2 separate regions of the Homo sapiens genome follow, and region 1 is linked to region 2. Evidence: chromatin loops called from intact Hi-C (ENCODE). Cell type or tissue: body of pancreas. All regions are shown on one strand. Links, peaks and the distances in the headings refer to the core of each region. The heading gives the core; the rest is flanking DNA.

Evidence for each region. Hi-C counts contacts between places; a loop is a spot of excess contacts. Peaks named below come from ENCODE experiments on the same cell type or tissue, not always from the same donor. Only the 100,000 strongest peaks of a DNase experiment are listed, where the experiment ranks them.
Region 1: a loop joins it to region 2, with 4 times the contacts of the local background. A loop is called at or near these places in 1 of 110 quality-filtered maps.

The regions. Positions count from the first base shown.
Region 1 is chr11:71,103,230-71,111,552 of GRCh38, forward strand. It overlaps SHANK2 (SH3 and multiple ankyrin repeat domains 2), which reads right to left. Exons shown (of 26, transcript NM_012309.5): 6 at 6,712-6,820. Among named protein-coding and RNA genes, the nearest start is that of SHANK2, 150 kb to the right of the region's middle. RefSeq lists enhancers at 5,686-6,187, 6,188-6,687. In body of pancreas, for the core only: no CTCF peak of the experiment used is centred there; no DNase peak of the experiment used is centred there; H3K27ac peaks cover 936 bases.
Region 2 is chr11:71,430,386-71,438,708 of GRCh38, forward strand. It overlaps DHCR7 (7-dehydrocholesterol reductase), which reads right to left. Exons shown (of 9, transcript NM_001360.3): 8 at 7,427-7,558; 9 at 4,026-5,454. The coding sequence ends at 4,990. Among named protein-coding and RNA genes, the nearest start is that of DHCR7, 14 kb to the right of the region's middle. In body of pancreas, for the core only: no CTCF peak of the experiment used is centred there; DNase peaks (open chromatin) are centred at 3,646 and 7,266.

The DNA.
Region 1 (8,323 bases), core at 274-8,273, 330 kb before region 2:
CTGCAGGGGACCCCCTTGATTACAGAGCTGAGGCCTGGCAAGGCCCTGTGTGCTGCTGGAGCACAGCAGGTCACCAATAGACTGCAGCTATCACTCTTTAAGTGCCCTTGTTACTGGTAGGGTGGGTAACAGTGCCAGTCTCCCTGGGACCAACAGGCTTCCCAGGATATGAGGCATTCAGTGCTAAAACCAGGGCAGTCCCGGGAAAACCGGATACACTGGTCACCCTGCCTGTTTCCTGGAGGCAGCCCGCCAAAGCCAACTCTGTGTTTCTCCCTCTGCATCCAAAACCAGGAGAAAACAACATTGACTGAGCTGCCGTAGTTGATGCTGATGACAGGAACATTCTGGAACTCTATTAAAGGTGACGCATACCCCATACGCTTAACCACTGATATGGTTTGGATGGGTGTCCTGCCCAAATCTCACGTGGAGATGTAATCTCCGGGGTTGGAGGTGGGGCCTGGTGGGAGGTGACTGGATCATGGGGGCAGATTTGTCATGAATGGTTTAGCACCATCCCCTTCCTTGGTGCTGTCCTGACAATTGTGAGTGAATTCTTGCAAGATCTGATTGTTTAAAGGTGTGTGGCACCTCTCTCTCTCTCCCTCCCTCCCTCCCCCCCTCCCCTTCTCCCTCTCCCCCCCTCTTTCTCTCTCTCTCTCCTGCTTTCACCACGGGATGCACCTGCTCCTCTCTCTCTCTCTCTCTCCCTTGCTTTTGCCATGCAATGCACCTGCTCTCCCTTTGCCTTCCGCCATGCGTAAAAGCTCCCTGAGGCCTCCCCAGAAGCAGATGCCACCAGCTTCCTGTACAGCCTGCAGAACCTAGAGCCAATTAAACCTCTTTTCTTTATAAACTACCCAGCCTCAGGTATGTCTTTACAGCAATGTGAAAATGGCCTAATAGCACCACAACGCTCACCTAACGCTCACATTTTCCCGGCACCACCGTAGGTGTTATCATTCAATTTAGGAGACAAGAGGATGGAAGCTGAGAGAGGTTCATTAACCTGGTCTTCACACAGCCAGCTGCAGAGAAGTAGGGGTTAATGTCTCCTCTCTGGGGGCTCTCCATGGACTGGCACTGAGCTGGGCATTGGAAGGGTCGCCTCTGCAGTCCCAACACAGGGCCCCCCCCATCCTGCATCTCTGAAGCCCAGTGTCTCCAACAGTGATGTCATCCGTGTGGCCAGGTAGTGTCTGCATTTCAGTCAGGAGGATGCGTATCCGTCCCTTATGCTCTGCCTTGACAGAAGCAAAGTGAAGGTGGTGTCTTCCCTGGCAGCACTGGGCTCTGGCCTCTCGTTGGAACTTGCGTTTAGCTTGTCCCCACTGATACTTGCTCCATGTGTGCCTGAGGGTTGCTATAAGCCATTGTGCTGGAATTACCCGCAGCTTCCTTTGTTTCTGAGAGCACCCACCCTGGTTCACTTTTCTCTTTTCCCCCGTCACCCTGGGTCCTCACTTTTCTCTTTTCCCCCATCACCCTGGGTCCCCACTTCCCTGCCCCTCTAACAGCACTGCTGGTTTCTCTCCTGATTTGGAAAAAACAAATGAGAATTCTTGAGACACTGGTGGCAGGCGCAGAAGCTGGGAAGCAGGGTGGTGTGAGACCAGGGCCATCTGCGCTGTCTGCAGCCGACCTGTGGGTCTGCACTTGGCCTTCGGTTTCAGAACTTTCTGCCTTAGTTACCCCTTTTCCCTTTTTATTTGCCATAAGTAATGTTTTTGGCCTTACAAAAAAATGCCACTGTGTATGATCGCTGTTAGTTTGATCTGTACAAAAACCCACACACGGGTGTTTATGGCAGCTTGACCCACAATTGCCAAAAGCTGGAAGCAGCCCAGATGTCCTTTAGGAGGCAAGTGGATAAGCAAACTGGGGTACATTGGAAAATGGAACATTATCCAGCACCAAAAGGAAACGCGCTTCCAAGCTGTGAAAGGGCCTGGAGGCACCTTCCGCACGTGCTGCCATGTGAAAGAAGCCGATCTGAAACCCACTGTGTGATTTTAAGATTCCAGCTCTAGAACATTCTGGAAAAGGCCAAACTACAGAGACAATGAAAAGGTCAGCAAGGTTGAGTGCGGTGGCTCACACCTGTAATCCCAGCACTTTGGGAGGCTGAGGTGGGTGGATCACTTGAGGTCAGGAGTTTGAGCCCAGCCTAGCCAACATGGTGAAACCCCATCTCTACTAAAAATAAAAAAATTAGTTGGGCGTGGTGGTGCACGTCTATAATCCCAGCTACCAGGAGGCTGAGGCAGGAGAATCACTTGAACTCGGGAGGCGGAGGTTGCAGTGAGCCAAGATCACGCCACTGCACTCCAGCCTGGGTGACAGAGAGAGACTCAGTCTAAAAAAAAAAAAAAAAAAAAAAAAGAAAGGGTCAGCAGCTGCCAGGGGCTCAGGGATGAAGAGGGGCACAGAGGAGCTCTCGGGCAGTGAAGCTGATCTTTATGATACTGTGACGGTGGATACAGGACATCTGGCAAAACTGACAACGTACAACACCAAGAGTGAACTCTCATGTAAGCTCCGGACTGGAGGATCACTGTTGGGTACAACTCCAGGCGTAAACCCTCATGTAAGCTCCGGACTTGAGGATCACTACTGGGTACAGCACCAAGCATAAACCCTCATGTAAGCTCTGGACTTGAGGATCACTGTTGGGTACAGCACCAAGCGTAAACCCTCATGTAAGCTCTGTACTTGAGGATCACTACTGGGTTACGACTCCAAGCGTGAACCTTCATGTAAGCTTGGACTTGAGGATCACAACTGGTTCACTGATTGTAACAGATGTCCTATACTAAAGCAAGATATTACTAACAGAGGAAACTGGGGGAGCAGTCAATATGGGAACTCACAGTACTTCTATTCAATTTTCTGTCAGCCTAAAACTGCTCTAAAAAATCAGCTCTGCTCATTTCACAAAAGGGAGGCAGGGGAAGAGGAAGTTCTGCTTTATAGAGAAATATCAGCTACTACAAGAAGCAAAGCTGGTTCATAAAATTGCCATTTGGCAACAACCAGGAGAGAACTGATTCCATAATTCTGCCTTAAATTTTAAAATTGAAAATAAGAGGCTGGGCTCAGTGGCTCACGCCTGTAATCCAAACACTTCAGGAGGCTGAGGTGAGAGGACTGCTTGAGCCCAGGAGTTTAAGACCAGCCTGGGTCACATAGGGAGACCCCCATCTCTACAAAAAAACACAAAAATTAGCCCAGAGGCTTGTCATCATGAGAATATTTCAGAACATTCATAAGGTAACTCTGTGCTACTGTCTCCATGGATCAGGCTCCCAAGCCATTTCTACTCAGCTCTGGGAAACATGGTCAGGTCTTTCTCCTTTAATTATGCTGCTTCACAACGGCTCACAACAACTATGGACCTTCTGCTTTGGTACCGGCCTAATCCAGAATTCCAGCGGCAGAATTCCAAGTATGGTGGCACGTGCCTGTAGTCCCAGCTATTCAAGAGGCTGAGGTGGGAGGATCAGCTGAGTTCAGGAGGTCAAGGCTGCAGTGAGCTGTGATCCTGCCAGCCTGGGTGACACAGTGAGACCCTGTCTCAAGAAGAAGGAAGGGGAGGGAAGGGGAGGGGAGAGGCCAGGCGTGGTGGCACACACCTGTAATCCCAACACTTCGGAAGGCCGAGGCCGGTGATCACTTGAACTCAGGAGTTTGAGACCTGCCTGGGCAACATGGCAAAACCCCGTCTCTACAAAGAATACCTTGGTGTGGTGCCACATGCCTGTAGTCCCAGTTACTTGGAGGGCTGAGGTGGGAGGATCACCTGAACCTGGGAGGATGAGGTTGCAGTGAGCTGAGATTGTGCCACTACAATCTAGCCTGGGTAACAGGGGGAGACCCTGTCTCAAAAAAAAAGAAAGGGGAGTGGAGGGGTAATGATTTCTGTCAAGGCCAAAACCAAAACACAATAAACCCCCAACCTCTATGCGTGGTCACCATCTCCCTGGGTGACGCAGGGAAGTGTCCCGTAAGGAAGCACGCAGGCATTCTTCCCTGCACGCATTCTGTCCTTGAGCACCAAACCCACTGGGCCCTGTCCCAGACCCTGGCCCCGTGGGTCTCTGCCTTTGCTGGAGACCCTAGAATGCCTGTCCTTAACTATGTGCTCTTTCCCAGGAGCCACTTATCGGGGACCTGATGACACCAGGGGTTCCTCTGTCTTCTCTGGGTTTGGTCTTTGTGATCAGTAAACCAGCCCAGAGGCTTGTCATCGTGGGAATATTTCAGAACGTTCGGAAGGTAACTGCGTGGTACCATCTCCACAGATCAGGTTCCCGAGCCTTTTCTACTCAGTTCCGGGGAAAGTGGTCAGGTCTTTCTCCTTTAATTATGCTGCTCCACAACGGCTCACAACAACTATGAACTTTTTGCTCTGGCACCAGCCTAATCCAGGATTTGAGTGGCAGCAGTTTTAACTCCAGGCAGGACCCAGAGAAATCGCTGCTTACCTGTTTCAGAGTCTGCACTGATGTGTTTTTAGCAGTGAATTGAGAGTCTATTCTGGAATAACAGTCATCTCAGAACCTTAAAGTCGAGACATTAACAGTCTGGTGGAGGAAGCCAGGGGGAGGCTTGGCTCAGGACAGGGGCCAATTACAGGGGGCACATCAGGAAGAGAGGTGCAGAGCAGCTCAGAGGGGACATCCAGCCTCCTTCTACTGCTGGCCAGGCCAAGGCGAGACAGAGAGCCACGCTGCCCAGTCCCCCGCAGCAGCATCAGAAATAGCCCTCGACGAGGCCAAGATGAAGACATAAGTGGCTCTGCCAGGGTGGTGAGAGCCACGGCCAAAGGCTGCCTCCAGGGAGAATCCGGGTCAGCAGCTCAGAATGAAGGCTGCCCCTGGATGTGCCCCAAGGCTCAAGGTCATGCTCAGGAGCACCTGGGTCCATTTACCTTCACAGCCTCACATGGAAAGGGCTCATGCCCTCACAGAGCCAGGAGCTGGCACAGGGGCCATCACTGAAGAGAAGCTGCCACATCAGCGCAGCACGAGACGCATCCACGTCAGGGAAAGATGGTCGGCCAGGGCCCTCCCAAGCCTCCTACAGACGTACACGCCCTCCATCGCACCACCATGCCTGAGCTCAGGCCTCTCTGCTTCCCAGCTCAGCTCCTCTCCTCCTCCCACTGCCTGCCCCACAGCTGAGGGCCACTGCAGCTGCCCACCTGCCCTCCAGATGCCCTACTACCCACCCCTGCCCACCACATGCCCTTGTCCCAATCACTCCCTTTCCCCTCTCCCCTTCTCCAGATGTCCCTACCAACACAAGCCCAACCCAGCCTCCTGCTCCAGGCCACCGGCTGAGACTGCCCAGACCTCCAGCGGAAGCCCAGCCTTGTCCACGTCACTGCCCTGCAAGCAGACCCCCAGGCTTCCCTGCCTCATGGAGGATCGGCGCAGGGCCTGGGGCTGCTCAGCTGTAGCCAGGCACTCACCTTCCTTCTTTCCCCCTATCCCCGGGGGCACTCTGTCCCCTCTGAGCCTCGCTCATGCAGTCCTGCCTCCCAACGTCACAGGCATCAAAGCTACCAGCAGCCACAAGCCCGTGCCGGCTTCTCCTGCTGCTCACAGCGAAGCCTAAGGGACACAGACAATTGCAAAAAGGCAAGGACAGTCCCCCGGCAGTGCTCAGACAGAGCTGTGCAGGCTGAATCCACACCCAGCGGGCCCCCCCCCAGCGTTCAGAGGTCGAGGGGGCTCCCACAAATGATGAGAAAGTGGCATTCTTTGGTTGACAAACACATTTGTTGTGTATTTTATATTTTTGAGGTGTGACACCAGTATGTGATGATGGCACTATACCATGCAGGGGCCAGAAGCAGGGCTGGCACACTCAAGACAAGAGGGGAGGGAGTCCAGGAGGAGTATTCCCAGCCCAGGACAGCCCACCTGAGGGGGCATACTCTGCTTTGCATGGAGACCCTCACCTCCACCCCTCTTGGTTCTCCAGTAGGACCTAACCTCTGCCTGCCAACTCCAGCTGGTGCCCTGCTGGCAAGAGACTGTCACCTGGGGTGACAGTGCCCACACCCAGGGACAGTGGGTGATGTCTGGAGACACTGTTGGTTGTCACAACTAGGGGTTGCTATTGATGCTGAGTGGAGGCGGGTACTGCCACTGAACCCTGTGATACATAGGATGGCCGCGCTGCAAAGACTCACACACTCGTGGAACCACCAAGGGCCTGGGCCATCTTTCCCGACCGATGCCCAGAGGCCCGCACTCATGAGGAATGTGGTTTCCAGCAGGGGAATAAGATGCATGGGTGCAGATGCCCATCTGCTGGGCTGCCCGTGCCCAGCGGGAGGCAGAAACACACATCCTCCACCTTTACAAACATACGTGTCTGTAAAGATCTGTGTGCCCAAGGCTGGCACAACACATGCGTGTCATCTGCTCATTCATTCACTCATTCACCTCCTCAACAATTCTGCACTGAACACCTGCCGTGCTCCAGGCCCCACGCAAGATGCTGGGGATGCCCCATGGACAAGGCGGGCTCGGCCCCTTCTGACTGAGAAGACAGAGGAGAGTGAGAATGCACCTTTAAACACCAAACAAAACCAAGTAAAAGGTAACTGCAGCGTTATTCACAGGTAGCCTGAGCAGTGGGCTGGCCTTCTCTACGCTTCCGTAAAGCCTGGTAAGGTCCCCTCTAGCAAGTGCTCACCTCCGGTCTCCGGGTCGTGGAAATTGGGATCCAGGCCTCGGTCCAGCATCTTGGTGATCTTCTCCACCAAGCGATGCTGAATGTGATCCATGCATTTCTTCAGATTGGTCTAGAAGGAAAAACAATACAATTGAAACATCTTTATAAGAAATGTCCCAACCTGAGCAACAAAGTGAGACCCCGTCTCTACAAAAAATAGAAAAATTAGCCAGACATGGCTGCACACGGTGGCTCACGCCTGTAATCCCAGCACTTTGTGAGGCCGAGGCGGGCAGATCACGAGGTCAGGAGATCGAGACCATCCTGGCTAACACGGTGAAACCCTGTCTCTACTAAAAATACAAAAAATTAGTCAGGCGTGGTGGCGGGCACCTGTAGTCCCAGCTACTCGGGAGGTTGAGGCAGGAGAATGGCATGAACCTGGGAGGCGGAGCTTGCAGTGAGCCGAGATCGCGCCACTGCACTCCAGCCTGGGCAACAAAGCGAGACTCCATCTCAAACAAACAAACAAACAAAAAATTAGCTAGACGTGGTGGCACATGTGATTCCAGCTACTTGGGAGGCTGAGGCAGGAGGATCGCCTGAGCCGAGGCTGCAGTGAGCTGTGTTCATGCCTCTGCACTCCAGCCTGGGCAACAGAGAAAGACCTGTCTCAAAAAAGAAAAACAAATGTCTTTCCAGGCTCTGGGAAAGTTCCTGACTGGTGCACTCGGGAGACCCACCCTCGCCAGGGTGCACCACAAGCCCTGAGGCTCCTGGAGCTGAGGCTTTTGGAACCACAGGGTGAGCACAGTGTCTGGCACGTGACAAGTACAATCGGCCTATCCTGGATGAATGTTTAAAATCCCCTCACCGTTCGCCATCCTAGTGCTACGGACTTAACGTGTGTGTCCCCGCAAAATTCATAGGTTGAATAATCTCCAATGTAATAGTATGGAGAGGTGAGGCCTTTGGGAGGTGACGAAGTCAGGAGGATGAAGCCCTCGTGAATGGGATTAGTGTCCCTGCAAAAGAGGTCCCAGAGAGCTCCCTCGCCCCTTCCTCCACGTGAAGACACAGCAAGACAATGGCCATCCAAACCAGGAACTGGGCCTTGGCCAGATGCTGAACCTGCCGATGCCACGATCTCAGACTTGCAGCCTCCAAAATGGTGAGAGTCACACTTTTGTTGTTTATAAGTTACCCAAGGTATTTTGTAAAAGCAGCGTAAATGGCCTCAGACACTTGCTGAGAGCTATGAATGCTCCTTTGCTTTCGTAAGAGACAGCTGGGCCGCTGGAGCACTTTTCCAATCTCCAGTTTCCAGGACCCACCTCCTGCCTCCATCCCCAGGGAGTGAGGCCCGCAGATTGGTACTTAACCCACTTTGTGGTGAACCCCATGGCCACACAGGCAGAAATAGCGATGCCTGGTCCCCGAGTGGCTCAAGGTGAAGTGCGGGACTCATTTCCTGTGAGGTCATGATGGTCCGCAGATCAACCTGATGGGGTGGGAACTTTCCCAGCCTCTGCCAGCCTCGCTGTAAGAAAAGTCATGATTCTCTGCCCATCCAGAGCCAGTCTGGGCTGTCTGAGCAGGACTGTGGGACTTGGCACCCTTCCGCCTGCTGCGT
Region 2 (8,323 bases), core at 281-8,280:
CCATGCAGGACCCGTGGCCAGACTAGGCGTGTTGCAGCACCCAGGTGAGGGTGCCTGTGACCCCAAAGCCCCAGAGGCAGTGTTACAGTGCTCCTTTAGTTCTGCCATTTGTGGGTGGTGGTGTGTTAGCAGCTCAGTTGTCCCCCTGCCTTGTCATGTGGGGTGGCTGCCCTCCACTGGCAAGGGCAAAGGGCTAGTGTGACAGCCTTTCTGGGTACTCACACTAGCTGGGTCCCACTCTTGCCCAGCATCCAAAAAGAATGAAGTCATATGGACACTTGAAGGATGGTGAAGGCCGAGAATTTTACTGAGCAACCAAAACAGCTCTAAGTGGAGAGGGGAGCTAGAGAGGGGCCAGGAAGGGCAGGTCATCTTCCCCAAAGTCAGGCCGTCTCCCCTCTACTGAATGAGTCTGGAGTCTTTATAGGTACAGGATGGGGAGTGCATGCTGATTGGCTTGTGAGTATGCAGTAAAAGGTTAAAACTAGGCTGGGCACGGTGGCTCACGCCTGTAATCCCAGCACTTTGGGAGGCCAAGGCGGGCAGATCACCTGAGGTTAGGAGTTCGAGACCAGCCTGACCAACATGGAGAAACCCAGTCTCTACTAAAAATACAAAAATTAGCCGGGTATGGTGGTGCATGCCTGTAATCCCAGCTACTCGGGAGGCTGAGGCAGGAGAATGGCTTGAACCCGGGAGGCGGAGGTTGCAGTGAGCAGAGATTGCGCCACTGCACTCCAGCCTGGGTGACAGAGCAAGACTCTGTCTCCAAAACAAACAAACAAAAGGTTAAAGCAAAGATGCCACTCAAAGGTGGACACAACAGTGTAGGAAACCAATTAGGAAAGGTTGGGTATATGTAAAATAGGTGAAGGGTGGGGATCCATCAGAGGGAAGTGCACCAAACAGCAAGACAAGTTGTCAGTCCAGTCCAAGGATAGCTTGGCTTTCAGGCTTTAAACTGTCTTTGGCTTGGAGGTGGGGCTTCACCGGGGATCCACCTCTGTCTGCTGGGCATTTGGCTGCCTCCTGTCGCTATCACTGACGCCCACCTCTGACAGTACTCCAGACAAGAAGGGCTGACTCCTGCTCCTGAAACAGCCCTCCCTGCAGGCAACGTGGTGAAACCAAGCCCAGTCGGCCCTCGGTGGCACCAGTGCCTGCGTGGAAACCCCCCTCCTGGCCAGAAGTCCTCCTCCTCCTCCTTGGCCTGCTTAGGGCAGGAAGGTCTAGTTTATTAAAAACAAATGCATTGTATCTGTCCAGGTGCAAGCAGCCTTCCTCACCACTACTATAATCCTGCAGAAGTGTTGCTGAAAAATAACATTTATCAAAAATACAGAAAAAAACCACTATCTATTACCTCCGCTATGCAGCTATGAATAGCATTAATGTTTATGTTTTGGTATATATCCTTTTATGTATATATTTCATATGAAAACTTTATTTTTTTTGAGACAGGGTCTTGCTCTGTTGGCCCAGGCTGGAGTGCAATGGCACAATCACGGTCCACTACAGCCTCAACCTCCCCAGGCTCAGGTGATCCTCCTGCCTCAGCCTCCTGAATAGCTGGGACTACAAGCATGTGCCACCATGCCCAACTAATTTTTTAATTGTTTTTACAGAGATGGGGTTTCGCCATGTTGCCCTGGATGGTTTCAAACTCCTGAACTCAAGTGATCTGCCCACATTGGCCTCCCAAAGTGCTGGGATTACAGGCGTGAGCCACTGCGCCCAGCAGAAAACTTTATTATCTACCATACTTGCACCAACATTGTTATTGAAACATATTCCTCCTCCCTTGATTTCTTCAGGGTAAATTTCTTGACGTGAATGAACAGAACTCCTACGTACTGTTTAGGAGAACACTGGCTTCTTGTTGACCTTGGTGATGCTGGGAGTTACTGCTGCAATAAAGTTTGCCAATGTGATCAAGTTTGCCAAAGGATCACGTGATGTTAACTTTCCTCCCTCTAATTACTAGGGAAATTGAACAGCTTTTCAGATCTTCATTGGTCATTTATATTTTTTAATGGTATTTTCAATTGACAATAATTGTTTATATTTATGGGGTACAATGTGATGTTTTGATACATGTGTAAATTGCAGAATGAGTAAATCAAGCTAATTAACATATCCATAACTTCATCTGTGTATTTTTGTGGGCATAGTGAGAACACTGAAAATTTACTCTTAGCAATTTTGAAATATATAATACATTCCGAACTATGGTCACCCACCATGCTGTGCCACAGATCTCAGAAACTTATTCTCCTGTCTAACCCAAACATTGTACTCTGTGACCTACATTGCCCCTTTGCCTCTCCTCCTTAGGTTTAAATTTGGCCTCTACCAGTTGCTAGTTCTGTCATTTGGGGTGAGTTGCTTTAAACCCCAGGCCTCAGTTTCCCAAGAAATCAGCTGTGCCATCAAAGACAGTGCCTGCAATCTGCGCAGCTCCTCCCAGGACAGAGATATGTGCTGAGCAATTGATTGTTAAATGTGGACCAGAAAGCAGATCTGCTGGAGCCAACAGCAAGCAGGGTGGTTTCTGAGAAAGGCCTCACCTCGCTTTCGAAGGTTGAGGTTGGAGAGGGTGGGGTGTATCAGGATTGAATCTACTCATGGGAAAATAGCCTCTCTGAATGTGCCCACTGGATTCCTGCCCTGACCCTGTCCTGGGGTACTGGATGCCTGCCCCTTATCAGAGGGCAGTGCCATGCCCTGTAAAGCACAGTTCAGATGGCCCTGGCAATTGGTCCGAGCCGTCCTTCATTCTGGAAGGGGGCAAAGGCCAGGCCAGCTTCCCAGGGATCAGGCACTGTGGCTTCACTGGGAACAGAATGCTCTCTGTACATGGAGAATGGTAGAGGCTGGCACTGTCTAATCTGAGCTCCTGGATCACCCTGTTCTCGCCCAGAGAGAAGCTGGCTCCATCTGGGGATGAGTGAGGGCAGACGTGTCTGGTGGGACAGAGCCTGGGCCACAGCCTTGCACCTGCAGAACCCATTGTACAAACACACAGTGCATGGAAGAGGAACCTGCAGCCCAGCACAAAGCTGCTCAAACAGAAACCAAACCAAAAGCTAACCTCAGCCAATTCAGAGGCAGGTCCACATCTGAACCAAGAGCTCTCCCAGCAAATTGGCCTGGAAAGCCCTTCTCACATCAAGGCAGGAAGATAATAATGACCCTCATCTTTCAAAAGAGGAAGCTGAGACACTGAGAGGGTAGGTCCCCTGAAGGTCATACAGCTCTTAAATGCTGGGGCCAGGATTCCAACGCAGGCAGGGAGGCCCGGATCTGAGCTCACAGTGACCACACCCCAGCCTCTGTGAACTGAATTTACGCAATGTCTGGGAAGAAAAGGCAGGGTCCACTCCGCTCAGAGCCATGCAGGGCAGTGTGCTCCCGTCTCCCCGGCATTTGAATCACTCTTGTGGTGTGTGTCCAGCACAGATGCACGGGACCCCTCAGGCCCATATCCTCAAACAGGTAGTGGTGGGGCACCAGTGCACGAACACTAGGGCTCAGCAGTCAGCCTGGGCGGGTCACAGTTCCGATACCCTCCAGGCTGTCTGGGAGGCGGCCTGGCTGTGGGACCAGTTCTCATGTGAAGCAATGAAGCCACTCTGAGCTTGGCCCCCTGCCCTGGCATGGGCACTGGGCTGCCTGTGTGAAACTCTTGTTTCTCCAGGTGCAAGACAAACCTGGCACTCTTTCTGGCTTCTCCATTCACTTGCCGGGGGCAGGTGGCCAAGCCTGGTTTCATCTCCTTGGGGGGGAATGGAATACTCTCCACATTCAACCCAAAAACAGCCCCAGCAAAGGGCTGACATGGGAGGGAGAGGGGCAGGGTGGCGCCACGCACCCACGGGCACCCAATGCTTTGACGCCGAGACCCAAGCATCTCTCTCAGACATCCCTTCTCATACCAGAAACAGAGCCCACGTATACCAGTCAGACCTGCAGTCAGGCCCATTCACGAGTCAGGCCCATTCACCAGTCAGAAACCACACAGCCACTTATTTGAACAGGGGAAGTTTAATATAAAGATGAACTCTACTCGGAGCATAGAGTTTAAAAAGAGTTCTACACAACACCCTAGGGATGAGGAAGAATGCCTCAGGGAAGAAAGCACAGAAAAGGAGGTGCCCTCCCGAGGCTGGGACTGAGACCTCCTCGCTGGAGAAGGTGTGGGAGGCCCCTGAGGGTGAAGTTCCCCGGGTTGCTCGAGCCAGAGTCTGCACAGTCATAGGGCAAGCAGAAAATTCTTTCGAGAGGGTGGGCGCTCACAGGGAATCGGGAAGCAGAGCCCACCTGCCTACACCTGAAAGGCCACAGCCGGTGCTGGGACCTCTCTGAGGTCTGCAGACTCCAGGCAGAGCACTCCTGGCAGCTGTGCAGCAGGAGCAGGAAGGAAACGACATGAAAGCCCCTTTCTCCCCAGTGTCCCAGTTCAACACCGTGCACGCTACCAAGGAGAAACGGCGCACGGGCCCCACCCACGACTGCAGAGCAGGCAGGGGAGGGGGATCTAGAGCTGAAAGGCAATACATGGATAACGCGCACGCCCCACTCCCACTTTTATTTAGCAAGAGTAAATGCAGCCTAATGACAGGGCGTGGGAAGACCTCCTGCTCACCAGTGTGGGCAGAGTGTAGCGTGGCCTGGGCTCCTAATACAGGTAAATTGTCTCCAAAGGACTAGTAAAGGTGACTGGGTCATCCTCCTGCCCCAGGGACACTGATTAGAGAAAATCCGTCTGTGCTGGCAATACGGCAGTGCTGGACACTCGGAATTCCCTTGAAGGCAAAAGCAAGGAACAGAGCGTGATTAGGTACTGGACACCTGCCAAGTGCTGGGCTCTCTCCAGTTTACAGATGAGGAAACTGAGGCTCCTCGAGTTGGAGCTGGGATGCCAGCCCCCATGGACCTGGCAGAACACGCTCTTGACAGCCCCACAGGGCTTCTCCCTAGGGCGTGCCCTTAGAAGATTCCAGGCAGCAGGCGGTAAGGCACTGCGGCGGTGTAGCGCTCCCAGTCCCGGCCGTACTTGCTGGCGCAGCGGTGCTCGTCCCGGAGGCAGCGGTGGGTCAGCAGGATGGCCATGTAGATGATGTAGAAGTAGGGCAGCAGGTGGCCGCCGCCACAGGCCAGGCAGTAGGCCAGGCTGCCCATCAGGTCGCCGACGTAGTTGAAGTGGCGGGCCACGCCCCAGAAGCCCGACACCAGCAGCTTGCTGTGGTGCCTCTGCCCATCGGCGGATGTGTAGGAGCACTCGATGACCTTGGGCTTCCTGCCCCAGATGAGGCAGCGCCCATCCGTGCGGCGGAACAGGTCCTTCTGGTGGTTGGCCACCCGGAAGATGTAGTAGCCCACCAGGCCCAGCAGCAGGACGCCCACGGCGTGCGGGGTGGACAGCTGCACGGGGTGGTACACCAAGTACAGACCCTGGGGGGCGAGGGGGAAGGGGTCAAGCGGTGCTTTGCCCAGGGAGAGGACAGGAGTGTGGGCTCGGGGGCCCAGCGGCCTGGGGTCAAACCCCAGCTCTGCCTCTGACACACGCCTTGCCTCCGTGTTCTCTTCTGTGAATAAAAGCACCAACCTTGAGGGCTGTTGTGGTCATTAAATGAGTAACTCTACCTGCCTTCTACCTGTCTGTGTGTGTATGTGTGTGTGTATATATACCCCCTATATATATGACATATAGCATAAACATCAAATATGTAACAGTATTAAAAATATAATCTGAATTTAATATTGTGATGGTCAATTTAACGTGTCCACTTGGCCAGGCCATTGTTCCCAGATATTTGGTCAAACACTAGTTGTAAAGGCATTTTTCAGATGAGGTTCATATGTTAATCAGTCAACCAGGCAGAGTGGATGACCCTTCACAATGGGGGTGGGCCTCATCCAATCAGTTGACAGCTTTAAGAGACAGAAGACCCACCTTCCCCAAAGAAGAGGGAATCTGCTAAAAAGTGGCCTTCTGGCCATGCACAGTGGCTCACACCTGTAATCCCAGCACTTTGGGAGGCCAAGGCGGGCGGATCACGAGATCAGGAGTTTGAGACCAGCCTGACTAACATGGTGAAACCCCATCTCTACTAAAAGTACAAAAATTAGCTGGGCGTGGTGGCATGCACCTGTAATCCCAGCTACTCGGGAGGCTGAGGCAGGAGAATCACTTGAACCCAGGAGGTGGAGGTTGCAGTGAGCCAAGATCACACCACTGCACTCTAGCCTGTGTGACAGAGCGAGACTCCGTCTCAAAAAAAAAAAAAAAGTGACCTTCTATTTAAGCACAGCATCAACTCTTCCCTGGGGCTCCAGGCTGCCCTGAAGATCTTGGACTTGTCACTCTTCAATCACATGAGTTGAAAAATACATCTCTTTCTTACACGTATACCCTCCACCCCTCTATTGATTCTGCTTCTTGGGAGAAACCTAATATATAGTATAAAAAATGTACATCTCGAGACACACACAGAGGCTAAAGCAAGTAAGAGCTATTATATAGTGGGACCTATTGCTACGTTTTCACATCCTTGGAAAATGGAGTTTATAAAACCAGGGAACCAGCAGACCTGCAGCCAGCCAGGTGGAGAAATGGGGCCGGGTGGGCCATGCGGGGGGCTCCAAGGACCTGGTGTGAGCATGGGGCCAGCTGGGGCTCTGCACCCTCCACCTGGTACTGGCCCCCTCTGCTGTGGGAATCCTGGTTTTCCAGGACACCCGCACCTCCATCCCACAGGACTGGCTGTCACAGGTGATGCCGGGCCTGTCACATCCTGAATAGGTGACAGCCTCTCCACGTTGGTTCTCTCCACTTGGGCACAGCCTCTTGGGGCAGGCCACCCCACCGTTCTGCTAAGCAAGTGCCCTGGGGTGAGTTATTTCTGTCCCCAGGGGGCTCGTTGCTCTTGAAATGGGCAGGTGGCATCTGGTCAAGCAGCCACCTTACCTGGGAGCCCAGCACTCTCCCCAAATCAGAGCAGGGCTGCTCTCGTTGAGCTGGGAGGGGAGTGGGGGGCTTGATGCCAATGACAAGGCCACTTGCTATCCCCTACTGTCCTGGAACTCCCAGGGCAGCCCTGCCCCAGTGCCCAGCACATCCTAGGAGGCAGGAATGAAGAGGACCCCTCCTGCCAGTGCCCGCACTGACCCACCTCCACCTCCACTGCCCCATCCAGCCCTGAGCCGGCATCTGCCCTACTTTGCAGATGTTAGGGACATACTCAAGGCCACCTCCCTGGCTGCTGGCCCAAGCTGGCTGAGCTGGCTAATACACGAGGCCTTCCCTTCTTCCTAGAAACAGGGGGCAGCTTTGGTGCCCCCAAGGACAGACGCTTCTGCAAGGAGAAAGCTTAGCATGTGTCTGCCAAATGCCCCGCTGGGCCAGCTCTGCCCACCTCCTCACCTGCAGCGTGTAAAGATAAGGCAGCCAGACACAGTCGCCCCAGCCCAGGTACCACCCGAAGTGGTCATGGCAGATGTCAATGGTCTTCAGGTACCAGGTTTCGTTCCAGAAGAAGTCAATCACGTAGATGGCCTGCAAGACAGAAGCAGCCGCTGACCACCCCCGGCCCTCCTGGGGCCCCCATGGACCTCGGGGAAATCACACTCCACGCAGATGCAGCAGGGGGTGCTCGGGAGCTGCTCAGCAACTTCCTCAATGCTGGGGCTGTTCCTTCCCTGCGGCTGGGGCTGTTCCTGCCTGGGTCATGGGCAGGGCTAAGGGCTTCCTTGTCCTCAGAACCACCCCGAGCCCATGGCCCTGGCATCTCTCCCAGCCCAGGTTCTCAGGGCTTGCAATGGCGCGTGCCAAGGGGAAGGGATACATTCATCCCATCCAGGTCAACCTCCTGCCCGAGCAACGTCCACAGCTCCTGACAGGCCTCCCTCACCCTCTCGGGTTCTCCTAGCCAGCTCCCGCTGGCTCCCTGGGTGACGCTTCCGAATGCACCTGATCGCTGCCACCCTGCACCCCAGCTCAGCACACACTTTCTGGGTCTTGCTGCTTTTAAGATAAAGAGGAAGACTTCCATGAGGCCTCCAGCCTCACCTGGCTCTGAGCTCCTGAACGCTCTCTGGTCAGGATGCGGGATGTTTCTGAGTGTCCCAGACTTGCCACCCTCTCTCCCTACAGGGGGTTCCTGGAGCATGCACTCTTGCCTCCACTCTACCAGGTTAACTCCCACACACCCCCAGATTCTACCCAGGTGTAATCCCCAAGGGAGACCTTCCTGGACCACGCCTGGCTGCGTAGAACCTGCCTCCTCCCCTCCCAGGGCTGGCAGAGACAGGCACCCAAGGA